Linked DNA regions of Homo sapiens: all the other regions are linked to region 1. Evidence: chromatin contacts called from ENCODE Hi-C or POLR2A ChIA-PET data. All regions are on one chromosome and are shown on one strand. The core of a region is the stretch at or near the end of the contact, and the rest is flanking DNA. Distances in the headings are between cores, read along the strand shown.

Evidence for each region. A loop is a pair of places that touch in the nucleus more often than their neighbours do. ChIA-PET counts read pairs that join two places held with the same protein, here RNA polymerase II (POLR2A). Pooled maps may share reads with other maps.
Region 2: a map of ovary shows a loop between it and region 1 (6-fold over the local background). The contact joins the enhancer-like site here to the promoter of NR2F2-AS1 in region 1. A Hi-C loop is called at or near these places in 15 of 168 maps with a recorded cell type or tissue (Calu3, aorta, cardiac septum and 8 more) and 13 of 50 pooled maps. POLR2A ChIA-PET finds 5 or more read pairs at or near these places in 2 of 52 experiments (AG04449 and HEK293).
Region 3: a loop to region 1 is called in a map of PC-3, with 9 times the contacts of the local background. The contact joins the enhancer-like site here to the promoter of NR2F2-AS1 in region 1. A Hi-C loop is called at or near these places in 10 of 168 maps with a recorded cell type or tissue (HCT116, IMR-90, MCF 10A and 7 more) and 6 of 50 pooled maps. POLR2A ChIA-PET finds 5 or more read pairs at or near these places in 4 of 52 experiments (BJ, HEK293, activated T-cell and 1 more).
Region 4: a map of A673 shows a loop between it and region 1 (2.9-fold over the local background). The contact joins the enhancer-like site here to the promoter of NR2F2-AS1 in region 1. A Hi-C loop is called at or near these places in 12 of 168 maps with a recorded cell type or tissue (A673, aorta, ascending aorta and 7 more) and 16 of 50 pooled maps. POLR2A ChIA-PET finds 5 or more read pairs at or near these places in 2 of 52 experiments (GM12878 and PC-3).
Region 5: a loop to region 1 is called in a pooled map, with 3 times the contacts of the local background. The contact joins the enhancer-like site here to the promoter of NR2F2-AS1 in region 1. A Hi-C loop is called at or near these places in 1 of 168 maps with a recorded cell type or tissue (IMR-90) and 7 of 50 pooled maps. POLR2A ChIA-PET finds 5 or more read pairs at or near these places in 2 of 52 experiments (AG04450 and BJ).

The regions. Positions count from the first base shown.
Region 1 is chr15:96,325,801-96,328,523 of GRCh38, reverse strand. NR2F2-AS1 (NR2F2 antisense RNA 1) reads left to right here and starts at 1,406. Exons shown (of 5, transcript NR_125738.1): 1 at 1,406-1,568. It also overlaps a transcript of NR2F2 not described here.
Region 2 is chr15:95,463,301-95,466,023 of GRCh38, reverse strand. All of the region lies in intron 3 of LINC00924 (long intergenic non-protein coding RNA 924), which reads right to left. It overlaps LOC105370993 (a long non-coding RNA gene), which reads left to right. Exons shown (of 3, transcript NR_188326.1): 2 at 1,215-1,304; 3 at 1,638-2,437. Among named protein-coding and RNA genes, the nearest start is that of LINC00924, 32 kb to the right of the region's middle. Within about 2 kb of position 1,308, at least 5 of the 41 ENCODE cell types and tissues checked have a DNase peak (open chromatin) inside an H3K27ac peak, as active enhancers do; they include endothelial cell of umbilical vein and ovary, where a contact is called at or near this core.
Region 3 is chr15:95,556,322-95,559,044 of GRCh38, reverse strand. No RefSeq gene overlaps it. Among named protein-coding and RNA genes, the nearest start is that of LINC00924, 120 kb to the right of the region's middle. RefSeq lists an enhancer at 1,151-1,445. Within about 2 kb of position 1,349, at least 9 of the 41 ENCODE cell types and tissues checked have a DNase peak (open chromatin) inside an H3K27ac peak, as active enhancers do; they include HCT116, PC-3, PC-9 and 3 more, where a contact is called at or near this core.
Region 4 is chr15:95,603,500-95,606,222 of GRCh38, reverse strand. No RefSeq gene overlaps it. Among named protein-coding and RNA genes, the nearest start is that of LINC00924, 170 kb to the right of the region's middle. Within about 2 kb of position 1,307, at least 4 of the 41 ENCODE cell types and tissues checked have a DNase peak (open chromatin) inside an H3K27ac peak, as active enhancers do; they include A673, PC-3 and endothelial cell of umbilical vein, where a contact is called at or near this core.
Region 5 is chr15:95,667,995-95,670,717 of GRCh38, reverse strand. No RefSeq gene overlaps it. Among named protein-coding and RNA genes, the nearest start is that of LINC00924, 240 kb to the right of the region's middle. Within about 2 kb of position 1,362, at least 5 of the 41 ENCODE cell types and tissues checked have a DNase peak (open chromatin) inside an H3K27ac peak, as active enhancers do.

The sequences.
Region 1 (2,723 bases), core at 157-2,656:
TTCGGGACAAGCTCAGCTGAGATGTGATGAGACTGGGGTTGAGATAGGAAATCTAATGGGCATTCCCATCTCAATAGAGGATGAAAATAATTGATTATAGGGAAATCTTCATCTCACCTCCTGAATGAGACTTCCATAGCAGATTACCTTTTACAAACATGGGAAGGAACAATATCGAGGAGGAAGAGCTTCCCCAGTCCACTTAGAGATTTTTGGAATTTGAAGTATGCGTGATGGCCTTAGATTAAAATGGAATAATTTCCCAACCATATCTTAACAAATTGGAGCCTGCTAGGCAAATGATCACAGGGCTGCCATAAAGTCAGGGGTGTTTCACTCTGTATTTTAGGACTCATTCAGTTATGAAATGCTGTTACAAGGGAGAAAAAAAATCACCGTATGAATTATACTTAATTTTAATGCATAGAAGAAGAGACAAGACTACAGACTGAGAAGAAAAAAGGGCAAAAATATTTTTAAATGTCTTCTCCAGAGATGCTCACTTGCTGTGCGTCTAAGGTTAAAAAGCTCTGAGAAGATAAAATCAATATATTATTGTTGTTTTTTAAAAATCCAACTCAGTCTTTTTTTGCAGATGTAAATTTATTATAATGAGAAGAATGGCAAGCTTTAATTTGCCTAGAGAAAGTTGGGACAACATTTGCCCTAATCTAAAAAAGAAAAGAAAGAAACTCAACACCCAGGAATATAATTTTCTTGCAGAAAGTGGCCTGATGGGCTGTATTTCTTTACAGATTGAATCACAATATGAATACAGACCCCAGCAAATGCCGAGTTTAACTCTGAACTCAGTAGAAACCAGTTCCGTCCTCCAGGATTCATTGAATTCCTCCTTTCCCTCAATCTAGTCCGTGTGTGTTTTTCTCTTCCACCACACTGGAGCTCCATGAATAGGGAAAGGGGCTTCCATTGTGTCCCTCTGAACTTCCAAGTCAATGCAATTTTTAACCACTGGCTTGTGGTACTTTGAAAATCACCAGGGGCTGTCAGAGTTAGGTCCTCTGAAAAATTTACAGTGCTAAATCAGAGCATATGCTGGGAGGGAAAAAATTGCTTAAGATTAGAGCAAGTACAGTATCTGTCTGCCCCCTAGTGTAAGAGTCCTCGCTGCCTAAAATTCAACTTTAAAAGAAAAGGAGCTCTTAAAGGGAAACGACTTTGGACTCACGTAGGCATAGGAGAACGAAACTTCTGTACATTTTAATCTGAATAATTCTTCAGGATTTAAAATTAATTGGCTCTGGCTTGGTTGGACCGTACTCGGATCTCGCCACCTCTGCGTTTCCCGAGTCACTGGCGAAGAGGTGATTTTTTTTTTTTTTTGAACTGGGTTTATGTGCGTCCCCCTCACCCCCTCCTCTCTTTTTCTTTCTCTCTGTCTCTGTCGTCTCTCTCGCTGGCTTTTTAAAAATGAGGAACCGCTCCTTGAATGTTCTGGACAGAGCACAGAATTGCTTCTTAAGTCAGCCCGGCGCGGTTGCAATAGACAGCAAAAAGGTAAACGTTTGCCTGAAATCCGCACGCCAGCTCCACCGCCCCGCCCGATGGTGAGTACCCTTCTCGTCGCGATTCTCCTCCTAGCTTAACCGAGCGCTCGCCTACCCGAACCGTGGCCGAGGGCGCCGGGCTAGGCTTTTCTCCCTCCCTGCCTGCCTGGCTGTCAGTTGCACAAGGTTGCAAAATGAAGCGCAGAGGCAAAGCGAACAGTAAATTCTGATACTTAGTGCGAGCCTAGCAGCTCCTTTGCTAGAAAACCGAGTCATCTGCTGCTTGCAAAACCACGCTTTATAGGACTGGTTTTTAGTTTGCTCTGTGGAAGGAAATGAGTTTGAGGAGACAGGACGAGGAGATAGGAGGCTCCGCAGTCTTAACGCTTCGGTTTAATCATATTTTGGCAGCTTTGCAATTGTATTTTCCCCCCTCCCCCTCCACCATCTCTCCTACCACACACATGTAATAAAATATGGCAATGCATTGAATTGACTCTGATCCCCCCTTCCCCGAACCCCTTAAACCACAGTCCTCGGCATTTCATACACGTTAGCAAACCGATATTTTGAAAAGCCCCAAGTCATCCCCAACCCCACACAGCACAAGCAGAAAAGTGAGAAAGGAAAGAGAGAGAGAAAAAATACTGTAAGTAAACATACCAAAACCATATTTGCCTTGTTCAAGGTCCCAAACCGCTTGCATCTTCCTCCTAAACTGGAATAACTCTCCTTTAGTTTGGCGGGTGAAATAAATGCTTTGTTGGCCCCCTGAAAAGATGTGTCTTTGATAATTAAAGAGAATCTCCTCCTCGGTGTTTATCTAAGCGATTGTGCAAACTGATAAAAAGTAGGCACTAGCCTGCAGGGAAAAAGAGGAAAGGTGAAGGGAGAGATCTTCCACCTCAAGGAAGTGCTTCCCCATGTATTAGGCTCTCTCAGCCTTGGAAAACCCTGCACACTAACTTTAGAGAGACAAGGTTTCAGGGAGCTTTGTACATAGCTGCTGAGGAATGCAAGCCTCGCCTTTAAGAAAAAAAACCCCAAACCGTAGGTAGGAGATGTCTGGAGTGATCCTTGTCTCTCATCTCATTCCTTAGAAGGAAGAGTGCGTTGTTACACCTTGTTTGGGGCTGGAAAGACGAGACTTTAAAAACACCCGTCCAATTGAAAAAAATCTCCCAACTTAATGAGTTTAGTCGGAGGCTGGAGCAA
Region 2 (2,723 bases), core at 59-2,558, 860 kb after region 1:
AGGAGATCGAGACTATCCTGGCTAACACAGTGAAACTCCGTCTGTACTAAAAATGCAAAAAATTAGCTGGGCGTGGTGGCGGGCGCCTGTAGTCCCAGCTACTCGGGAGGCTGAGGCAGGAGAATCGCTTGAACCCAGGAGGCAGAGGTTGCAGTGAGCTGAGATCACACCACTGCACTCCAGCCTGGGCAAAGGAGCGAGACTCTGTCTCAAAAAAAAAAAAAAGAAAAGAAATGCATAAATGTATATTGGTCTTTAAATAACCTTGTCTGGCTACTATCTAATATTGATCCATATAAACCTAAATGTATCTTCTCTTTTCCCAAACCCAAAGGATAGAAAAAGTAAAAATAAGGTAGCTTAAAAATACATTCACATTTCTTTATTGGCAACCGCTTCAGTCAAAACCCAGGTATAATTTTTCTCCTAATCACAAAGTGTCACTAATGACATTTTACAAATATATTGACTGTATTTTCTTGAGAGCTGTTTATAAAGTGGATACAATGGTTCATCCTGGTATTTGGCCACCTTTGTTACTTAGCAGGATTGACTGGAGATTGGATCTGCCCAGGTCTCCTGTAATCTGTCCTTTAGATGAGAGGGAATCGGAAAACCCGGACGCTACCAAAAATGTGAATTCAAGTGAAAAGAAAACATGTCCTAGCTTTTGAAGACCCTGAAGTAGTTGAAAAAAGATGATGGGTGTTTTTGACTCTAAAGCTCATTCTAAGGCAGGGAAGAAAAAAAAAACAGCAGATCTCTTTGCTTTTTCCAAAGAACGCTTTTGAGAAATGTGGCATTCCACAGAAGAACACAAAACAGCTAAAGCTTTTAGATGGAATTAAAATAATTGCTGACATTATTTAGAGCTAAACTACAGGCAAAGAAAACATTGAATGACCCAAAATCATGTATGTGGCATTAAAAATATATATATATTGAAATGGGGAAAACAGATTCAGAAGAAATGATTTGTAAGGATGTGGTTAAAACTATTTATATCCTGGGTTCTATTTGTTTTACAGCTAGTGCTGCACGGACAGCATGAAAGGTTATCTTTGACAAGGTTTTAGCTATTATTTTCTTCCAGTGAAATGGTATTTCTTGAGAAAAAAAGGTCTTTGGAACAAAATAACAATAAATCCTGATTTAGATACATAAACCTGCCATTGATATCACATAATATCAGTGTTCTTTCTCACTCGATACAGGCGTTTTAAAGATAAATGGTAAAACTGAACTGGAAATCCATCTGGCCGGCTGCCTGCTCTAATGAATAACCCCACTTTGGCTCGTGCAATGTAAGCAGAAAGTTCTCTCCCGGCCTCTTTCGTCTGTCATGAATCTACAAGACAGCCGACATAATATCTGGGCGACAACAGTGCGCTAACAGTGCAGTGACTTCCATTTTCTTTGCTTTCTATTGATTTTCACTTAATAACTGGCGAAATACTAAACGTCCGCCCTGAGTACCTAATAAATCCTGCCTGAGCTTTTTATTGAGGAGAATTTAATAAAAACAACCATTGCGGCTGAGGGATTTTTCTTTTGGACAGAACATAGGGGTAGGGGACAGCGAGGTTGGGGCAAGAGGTAGCCATTTGATTTTTTTTTTTTTTTTCTTTTCCAAACAGGACTTCTTCCCTTTGGAATGCAAGTGCGGTGGCAGTGTCAAGGATGCCTGTGTGTTTGCAGCAGGTTCCTTCCAGAAGCAGCTGCAAGTGCCACCTCCAGGCCATCTGGCCAATGTGAGGAAAGGAGGCTGCAAGGGCTTGGCAAAAACAACTTTCTGTTCCTCTGGTATCCCCTGATAACTGATTTCAAGTTATGGCCAAGGACTGCCTTATCGCCGTCAGTGGCTGTCAAAAATTTATAAGTATATTCATTTCCCTATTCAACTTAATTGGTATTTTGGGTATGACACTAGAAAAGCAAGTTAGACTTGCCTGTTGGAGTCCAAGGATACCTCCAACAAAATTCTAGACAATAAAAGAAAGGGTAAGTGTCTGAGGGGAGGGGGCACTTACAAATTATTCCATTTAATGCTAATTCGAGGCTTCCAGATTCATTTTGGGAAAATCAAAGAGCAAGAGCTGTATGCATGGCTTTTTAAAACACAAAGAAAATTGGGAAGCATGGGCTTCCCAATTTTCCTGCGCATAAACTTCTAGAACAATTTCTATTGTTGATACTTTAAAAAAAATCTTTTTCTTTTCTGTGATGTGGTCTTTTAAACTCATACCACAACTTATGGCTCCCTCTACTTCCTATATTTTAATTGATCTTGAGGTTATTTTCAAGTCACTGGGCTTAATGAACAAATATTTTAGAATTTCTTCCTTTATATACACTCATTTCTGTCTCAATAAAATGTCTAATCAGGAATTCACTTGTGTAGAAAATAAAAAATAGAAGTACATACCCTTCAAGTGAAGTTAGTTGTTTCTGTGATTTTATAAAATCCATGGACCTCAAGTTTGAGTATCATTGTTATAAAAAACACAGCCATTCAAGCCATGCATGGCACAATTACTCATTAACTGGGCAGCTTTTCCTTCAGAACACGGGAATATGGGGACAGAGGCCATGTGATAATGTTGCAGGCTCCATGTCATGGACCAGTATGGAAATCCTAGCTTTTCCTCCTCTGAAATTGGGTTACTTTGTCCATGAAATGGGGATATTCTTGCCGAACTAGCATGATTGACATCATCTCACCA
Region 3 (2,723 bases), core at 100-2,599, 770 kb after region 1:
GAAGGTTAAACTTCATGAGAGCAGTAGTCCTACCAAGTGTTTTATTATATTAGCAATTATCTTTTACATTCTAGTAAAATCCAGGCCTTTATTCATATTTTTCTCTGTGAAAGGTACAATCAATCAATTATGAAGGTGAAATTATGTTGATGCTGAGGCAGTATGGGGAACCCTAAATAGTTGGAGTACTCAAGTCACAGAAAATCATGAAAATGAAGCTCAAGTGATGGATTAGTGAAGACGATAAGTCCCTCAAATTTGAGTTGCAGCGATAAGGGAATTGAGGGGGAAAAAAAAGCTAAGTAGAAACTCACTTGAAAAATGCACTTAAGTCTTCATGATAAAATTTCAAACTTCTTTTATTACTATTCATTTTTATCTAAAAAATCATGTTAGCATTTAGTCCCAAATTTCCAAGCCTTGTGTTCGTCTTTCTCTGCGATGTTATCAGCTGGAAGGGAAAGCTGGCCGTGAAACTGTTATGTTAAGCACTTTTCCACAAGAACTTATTGCTTTAATAAGTAGGGAAAATGCTCTTAAAGAAAAAGAAATGTCATTCAAGATTCATTAGAGGGAAAAAAATAAAAAAGAAACCCATGTGATCCTCCATCGAATTCAGACTTCCTTACCATGGAATACTGAACATACATACCCTGAGGTCTTAACAAAGAGTAGGAGTAAACAGTTACTCATCACTAGAAAGAGAATTGTATATTCTCCGGGACAATGCACTAAGACAAGAGTACATAGACCAGTGTGTACACCAGGCAGTTATTGCCATGTCCCTGTAGACTGGGGATTCCAAGATAAACAATGCCTCACACAGGTAAGCACTCAATAAATATTTTTTGAAAGGATAGATGAACATTAGAAAGCAGTTTAATGCTCTTTAATAACTATAATCCCCCCTTGTAGATCAAACTCTCATCTTATATGAGCTTATGGCAGAAGCCACAATTACTTTTGCACCAACCTAATACATAGAATTAATTTATATCTATAAGAATTCACATATCAGCATAATCTACTGCCTTAGAACCTCATGCCTCTTTAGGAGTTGTTTTATTGCCATTGTCTTACGGTTTTTACCACTTTTGAAACCAATATGTATTAATAACAATAAAGTCACTTTATGACCTCAATGAAAAGATGTGGATTTTTTTTTTCTGACAAGGTGTTTTTTTCCTAATTAACCTTATTTTTAGAACTTGTTTTAAACACATGTGACTAGACATAATCAGCCTATGGTTAAAAATATAATACTATGATGAGTCATGTGGGTAGCAATGAAAGGGAAAAGAGATGACTCACTTTCCCAGCAGTGAGCATTCCTCTTGTCTTCCTGGTTTCTGGCCACCTCCCTCCACTGCCCCATAAAAACCCTGCCTTAGCTAAAGCTAGGCAATTTTTCTCACCTTCCCTCCGAACCTTGTGCTTAGACTACGAAGTTTGGACACTTTGGCATGAGGCTATTTTAAAGTCTGAATCCGATGTGGTAGGAAAAGCAGGTATAGAAACGGACCCCCTACATCCAGATTACATCTGCGAATGAAACCCAATAATGTTCTCAAGTTCAAAGCAATCGCCCACTCACCCGATGGTCTCTTTGGATGATTGAAAATGGCTTAAGCAAGTACATATGGGCTTAAAGAGCCACTCAAAATAACTGAAAAGCAGGTTGTCCACAGAGAAGCCATGTCACTTCGTTGACAAATAAGCGTGGGCTGAGCTGGCAAGGGGCTTCCCGGGGGCTCCTCACCCGCAGGGGGAGAGGAAACGTCGGGTGAGTGTGGGAATAATAAGTGAGCGCGGCGTCCTCTCTGGTTCTACTATTCTATAAATGTTATATTTGTTAGGCGAGCTCCCTCCCTGACCACCCCCCAAGCAGTTCATAGACAATAAAACACCAGGAATCCCTGAAGAGTGGTAAAATGCTGACATGATTTAAGAAGGAAGACTCTGATAAGAAGATAAAAACCTAATAAACAGAGTCTAGAGAACCTTGGTTCGTCTCAGCCGCTTGCCAGTGTAAGCAAAACCCTCCCAAGGAAAACAAAAGGAGCCTTAATGGTAAGGACATTCCACTCGCAGACCATCTGAAGGAGAAAGTTGAGGCCGTGACCTCTGCAGACTGCAGTTATGAGAGCTCGGACAAAAAAATATTTGATTTGGTTCAAGAAGCAAAATCAGTCACTGGATTTTTTAATATCTTTTTTCTTCAATAAAAAAATAATGTATTTTATGTGTGCTTGAGAGAGAGTTGTGTATACATGGTAAATATTTCTCCCACCCATGTAGTTTTTCTGTTTAGCTTGGTCTTAATTTCTTCTTGGATTTTAACCCCAGGAAAAGGTGGATTCACAGGCCCATTGATTTCCCTTTTTTAATTAACACAAGGCTCCCGAAAGCTCATCTGAAGTTTCACACATGAATCTGCAAATATGTAAAGACGTACATTCTCTCCAAGAACCAGAATGAGAATCTGCAAAGCTGTGAGTTTATTGTTGAAAATTTAGGGAATGCTAAAAGAATATATTAGCATCTTTGAAATCTAGAACAGAGAATTCCTTAGAAAATGCTTAAATGCACATAGGCTCCCAGGCTAGCTAAAAAAAAAAACCTACAAATGGTTGAAATTCTGAGCAATTCTGTTGCAACATCGATAGACATATGTAATAAGAGATATCTGTGAAGTTATTTGTGCTTTTGGTATTTAAAGAAAA
Region 4 (2,723 bases), core at 58-2,557, 720 kb after region 1:
TCTCTAGAATATGCTCAACCGTATCTTTGAAAAATATAAATATTAAGAGAGTGGAAAACTCTTTTTAATCAAATGTCTACCCAGGAGAGCCACCTTTCTTAAAACTATTTTTGAAATAGAAAATATGTAGAATTTTTCCTTTTACCATTTTGCTTTTCTGGACAGGAAACTATGATTTTTTGGGGGGAGGAAGAAGGGTTTCTTTGTTTGTTTATTTAGTTGAGAACTGTCTGTCTATATGAGCCCAGTTATATTTGATGCTTCTGCCCAAGGGTCTTTTTGCAGAATAAAACTAGAACAAGCACACCCATTGCATGGATGGCTGCAAGAGAATCTATTTCACATCTCTTGTATCATAAGTGGAAAAGCAAAGTTTCCATTTTATCATTTCTTACTCTATAAATATGGGTTCTGTCATAGCAAATTAAAATCACATTAACTTGTGATATGTTCTAATAAAATCTCTTGGTTAAAAAAATTGTGCATTATATTTTCTCAGAAGCGGTATAATTTACGAGGTTAAAGCAAGCACTCTGGAACCTGATCACCTGGGTTTCTGCCCTAGCTTCGCCATTTACTGTTTGTGTGGCATGGGGAAGTTATTTAACCTCCCTGAGCCTCAGTTTCCACACCTGTGAAAGGAGAGTAAAACCGTAAGGTTGGAAGGAAACTTGAAAGGCATTAATATATATAAAAGAACTTGGAACACTGCTGGGCACCTTTTAAGTTCCAGAAAAGATACAATTATTCCTGTTTTCTAATTGTAAATGACACAACTTTTAATGTTGGCTTTTTTAGTGTTTTGTAGTTTTGAAATTGACAGCAATAATGTAACTAGACTGTGCTGTTTGATTGGAACAGAAAAAAAAAAATCTTAAAATGACATAAGATAAGCCATGTCAAGTCATCTGATTTAATGCCTCTGACCAGAGTCCCCAGGCCCCTTTTGGTATAATCTTAGGCTAATCAAAGCCAGCAAGTCATCAGACCCTTGGATAACTGAAATAAAGTCCTAAATGTGATTTTATGAGATAACATAAAAATGGAAAATTTTTGTTTTTTTTCCTTTTCTTAAAATAATACTGAAGAAAAATAAAGTAACTAGACCATATTTTATTCTTATTTAACCAAAAGATTAGCACAGTGGGTTACTGGTTTTCTTCTACTTTTTTTTTAAATTTTCCATTAAGCAAATTCTTTTAAAACAAATTTGAACTTTTCCCATCCCAGTGATTCCCACGGACAGTTGGCAAAGAATCTTGGATAACTTGCAAAACTGGGATTTTTTCCAGGCATGAGTAACTTGTTAAAAAGCCACTATTTCCTTAATACTAACAGTAAATAGAGTTCACATCCACATAAATCCTCTGTGGCCCACTGGGGAAAGTTTTATATGTAAATGTGTGTGTGTGTATGTGTGTGTGTTTGTGTGTGTTTGTGTGTGTGTGTGTGTGAAATCTTTTTTTAATTCATAAAACACTTGACTCTCAGCATGTCTGTTTATATTTCACTTCTTAAAAATAAATACACACTTTTATGCCAGTTGAGGTTAAAAGGTATCCTTTTTCCAGTTGCCTGCTGTGTGCCAATGATTTTATGATGGATGGGTTTAGAATACCTGGCTAGAATTCTTGAAGAATATTTCCCTTCAATTTCTTCTATTTTTAAAAAAGAGAATAAAACTTAGTTACCATGTAATTAAAATACATGTTTTCATGAAATTTGATTTTATTGGAAAAGCTCAAGTAAATATTTTCAAGACTTACAGGAAAAACAAAATGTGTAATTTTAAATTCAAATAGCAAAATCAGTTTGCTTTTTGAGCATTGGGATGGAGTGTATGGTAACCTTTAGCAGTTACTATGAGTATAAATCTCCATTTTATCCATGGATAATAATAGGATTTTCCCATTTACAAGATTTGTTAAGGGAGACGTGCTTTAAAGTTATTATTGTAAAAGTCTGTTGTGTAGACGTGTTTAATGAGGCAGGCAGAGGTTAAGGGGGACTTTGCAAGACCACGTAATGATACAGCGTGGGTCAGGGACTAGAACTTACAGGGGGCATTTCTGTCCCATATCATTTGCCAGTGCTGCATCTATAGCAGAATGTTCTATAATCCTCTTTATCTGGGTGTTGAACAAGCAAACTTCTCTTGTCTTTGCACTGCTGGACTGGGTATATTTTGATAACAGGCAGTCCCGTGAGATATCTTGCATTTCCTGCTTCCGGTCAGATGTTCCAGAAGAATAACTTCTCTACATATGTTTTTGCATTTTTGATCACGATCCCAGCTGGAATCAGGAAGTTTGGAGGCAGCATGGAAATGGAAACTCGATGAAACTCACAGCAGCATTGTTTTGACTTGCAAAAATATTTAATTTTCTGGTGGTCCGAAAGGGGAAAAAAGTCCGTATCAGCTATTATCTACTTAAAACTATGCTACTACTTCAGTTCCTTATTCAATATACATTTTTATTTAAAAGAATAGGGTCCCTGTTATGTGGGAAAAGATTGCCCAAGGTCAGGTACCTAACCACAGAGAGACCTGAGGTGGGAACTTTTAAAATTCTTAATTGAGGACTTAATTAAAACAACATTAGGCATTACCACTGGCTTCAATTACTTCTTGTGCCCATATAAAACCTAACATCTTATAACTCCTCTAATGAACCTAATGTATTTAAACAAAGGAAGAAGGAAGAAATAGATAACTCAGTCTT
Region 5 (2,723 bases), core at 113-2,612, 660 kb after region 1:
TACTACACTCTCTCTGTTTTCCTTTTATCTATCCACTCCTTTTTATTTGTAAATAAATATTTATTTGGCTTTCTATTATATTCCAGGTACACCTGTGAGCAAGATTGGTAAAGTCCTTGCCCTGAAGGAACCTCCATGTTGGGGTTGGTGAAAGGAATATTAAAGAAACAAATAAACACATAAACAAAGCAATTTTATTTTAGGCTTCTTAACCTTTCTCTACTTCATACATAGGCTTCTTTCTTCCAGCAATCATTTCATCTTAGTGTTTTTTGGGGTTCCCTCTTACTGTCTCTTCTCATTATGCACACTTTTCTATCCTTTCTCATAGTTTCAACAAATCTGTTTAGTCTTGATCTCACCCACAACTCATGTATACAACTGTCCATCCACTGATATCTCTACCTGGTTGTCTGGCAAGCATCAAATTCAAGAAATGTCAAGATAAATTTGTTATATTCTTTCAACTTGCTTCTTCAGGAGGGATCTTCTCAGATGAAAAGTCTACCCTAGCCTAAAAACTACTATATACTCATGGAAAATGCAAATCATTACTCATCATTCCTATGTCTCTAATCTCCCAGAGTACCAAAATAAAGTACTGGTTTTCATCTCTGATCTTCCAGAACAATCCACATTATAAGTACAGTGACTTCTTTATTCTAAAATTTGTAAATAAATAAATGCAACCTCAGGGACATGCATGCACAATGAATCCTTGGAAGCCAAGTTTAAGTCTGGTGTTCCTAACTAATTCTATTCATTTCTGGAAATAGGTATTTACAATAAGATGTTAACATCAGAAATCTTGATTTCTATTTCCCCACACATCTATGTTACAAGTTTCCAGTTAATATCAGGCTCTGAACATCATGGCATCTCACTAAAAACTAGGAATGTACTAGGCCCTTAATAAATATGTGTCCGTTATCTCTTGTGTTTACTTAGAGATCCTGTACCTTGAGGCTGCTGCTGGCCAGTCACTGAGAATGAAACAAAACAATGAGAATGAAAATGAAACTGAGTAACTTGTTTTCTATTTTAACAAAAGGTTTTGAATTTGTGCTGCGAAGTAAAGGATACACGTATGTCTTTGATTAAACATTATGTGATGTATTTTCTGCCCTTACCTCTTGGCTTTGTTATTGTCGAAGATGATTTGAGATCTGTTTTATTTGTTTAACAACTGTTTGGCAATCAAGTGAATCTACTGTATTTTCCACAGCGTAGTCTTTTCCTTTCTTTTTCTTAAAAACCTAACAAAACAAACAACATCAGGGCAGTAGCCTCATGTGTGCTGGCCTGACCTGCTATCCAATCCGATTGGGCACAGGTTTCCATCCTGCTCACCCAGCAACCTGGGATGCAAGTCTACTAGCTGGCTGGGCTCATGTTCCCTCAGCCAGCTGAGTTGCTAGCCTCGGGAAGATGGTATCCTTTTTCAAGACAGAAAGGCAGCTGCTGGAGGCCACGGACCTGGACCTGGAGAAAGGCACACACGGACACCTTAGGTGGCACCCTGTCTATATTGTACCCTAAAACCTCTTCGTTATTTGCAGGAAAACACTTGCAAGGTACAGAGTGAAGTCCAAGCATATTTTATAGAACAGGTTGATTACAGCTATTAGAATCCAATTCCAATCTATATCATCACCTTCTAAAAGCACTCATGTTTTTCCCTCAAAACTTTTGCATGTCGCTTTTATTCTGACCAAGGTGAAATAAATGCCTGATTACTCCCACAAGCCTGAGTCTTCTCCCTCCCTATCCTCTGTCTGTATGCTTTCATCCCTGTCTCTGTTTTTCTGTCCTCTCTCTCCCTCTTTCCTCATACTCCAAAGGAGAAAAGGGCTGAGGAAGAAGATGTGAAACAGGCTTCATTGCCTTTAGCTGCTTCTAGAATGCTAAACCACTAATAATAACAATATTCACCATAACGAAGAAACGGGTCCAAAAAAGACTAAAAAACCTCTAACTCACATTCAGGTTATTTAAACCCCAGCATTTACAGGAGCTCGTTAAGAGAGATGGTGCATGACAACGCTACCCACGAATAAGGATGAGAACTTTAAAAGCATTTCTTTAAACAAGCAGAAAAAAAGAAAAAGAAATGCACCATCCTCAGACCCAGATGCAGGGATTGGGAAGGGGAGCAGTTATTTGCTAAAGGTGTGCCTCTCCACCCCCATTTTGGGGATCTTTGTATACACAATCCAGCCCCAGACAAAAGGAACAGGGCAGCTTTAGAGTCTTCAGAACTGGGGGCTGAGGAGGCGAGGGAAGAGAGGGGCATGATTGATGGAGTTCTGGTTGGCTTATAAAGGGCAGCCGGGAGTGCAGGGAAATAATCAGGGAAAAGGGCGTCCCGTGCTGGCTTTCTCAGAGGGGCGAAATGAATCCTGCTCCTCTGCATTATTAAGTTGTCAGGCGGGCTGATGATGAAAATCTGAAGGTCAGGCATAACAAGAAGCACCTTATGGGGGGGATCACGACCTTTCTGAAAGTGCTACACTCATGTTTATCTGCACCTAACCCTTATCCACAATTCTTCATTTGATAAGAACATTGGGAGAGGGGGAGGCAGGGAGGGGTGTCTCCTCATATGTATAAGCAGTGAGTGAAATTAGGCTTCCCGTGAAACTGATTGTAGAGGCTCAATTCACAGTGAAAGATAATAAACCAAAAGGACACACGAGGGATGCAGGCAGAAATTGTTCGCTACA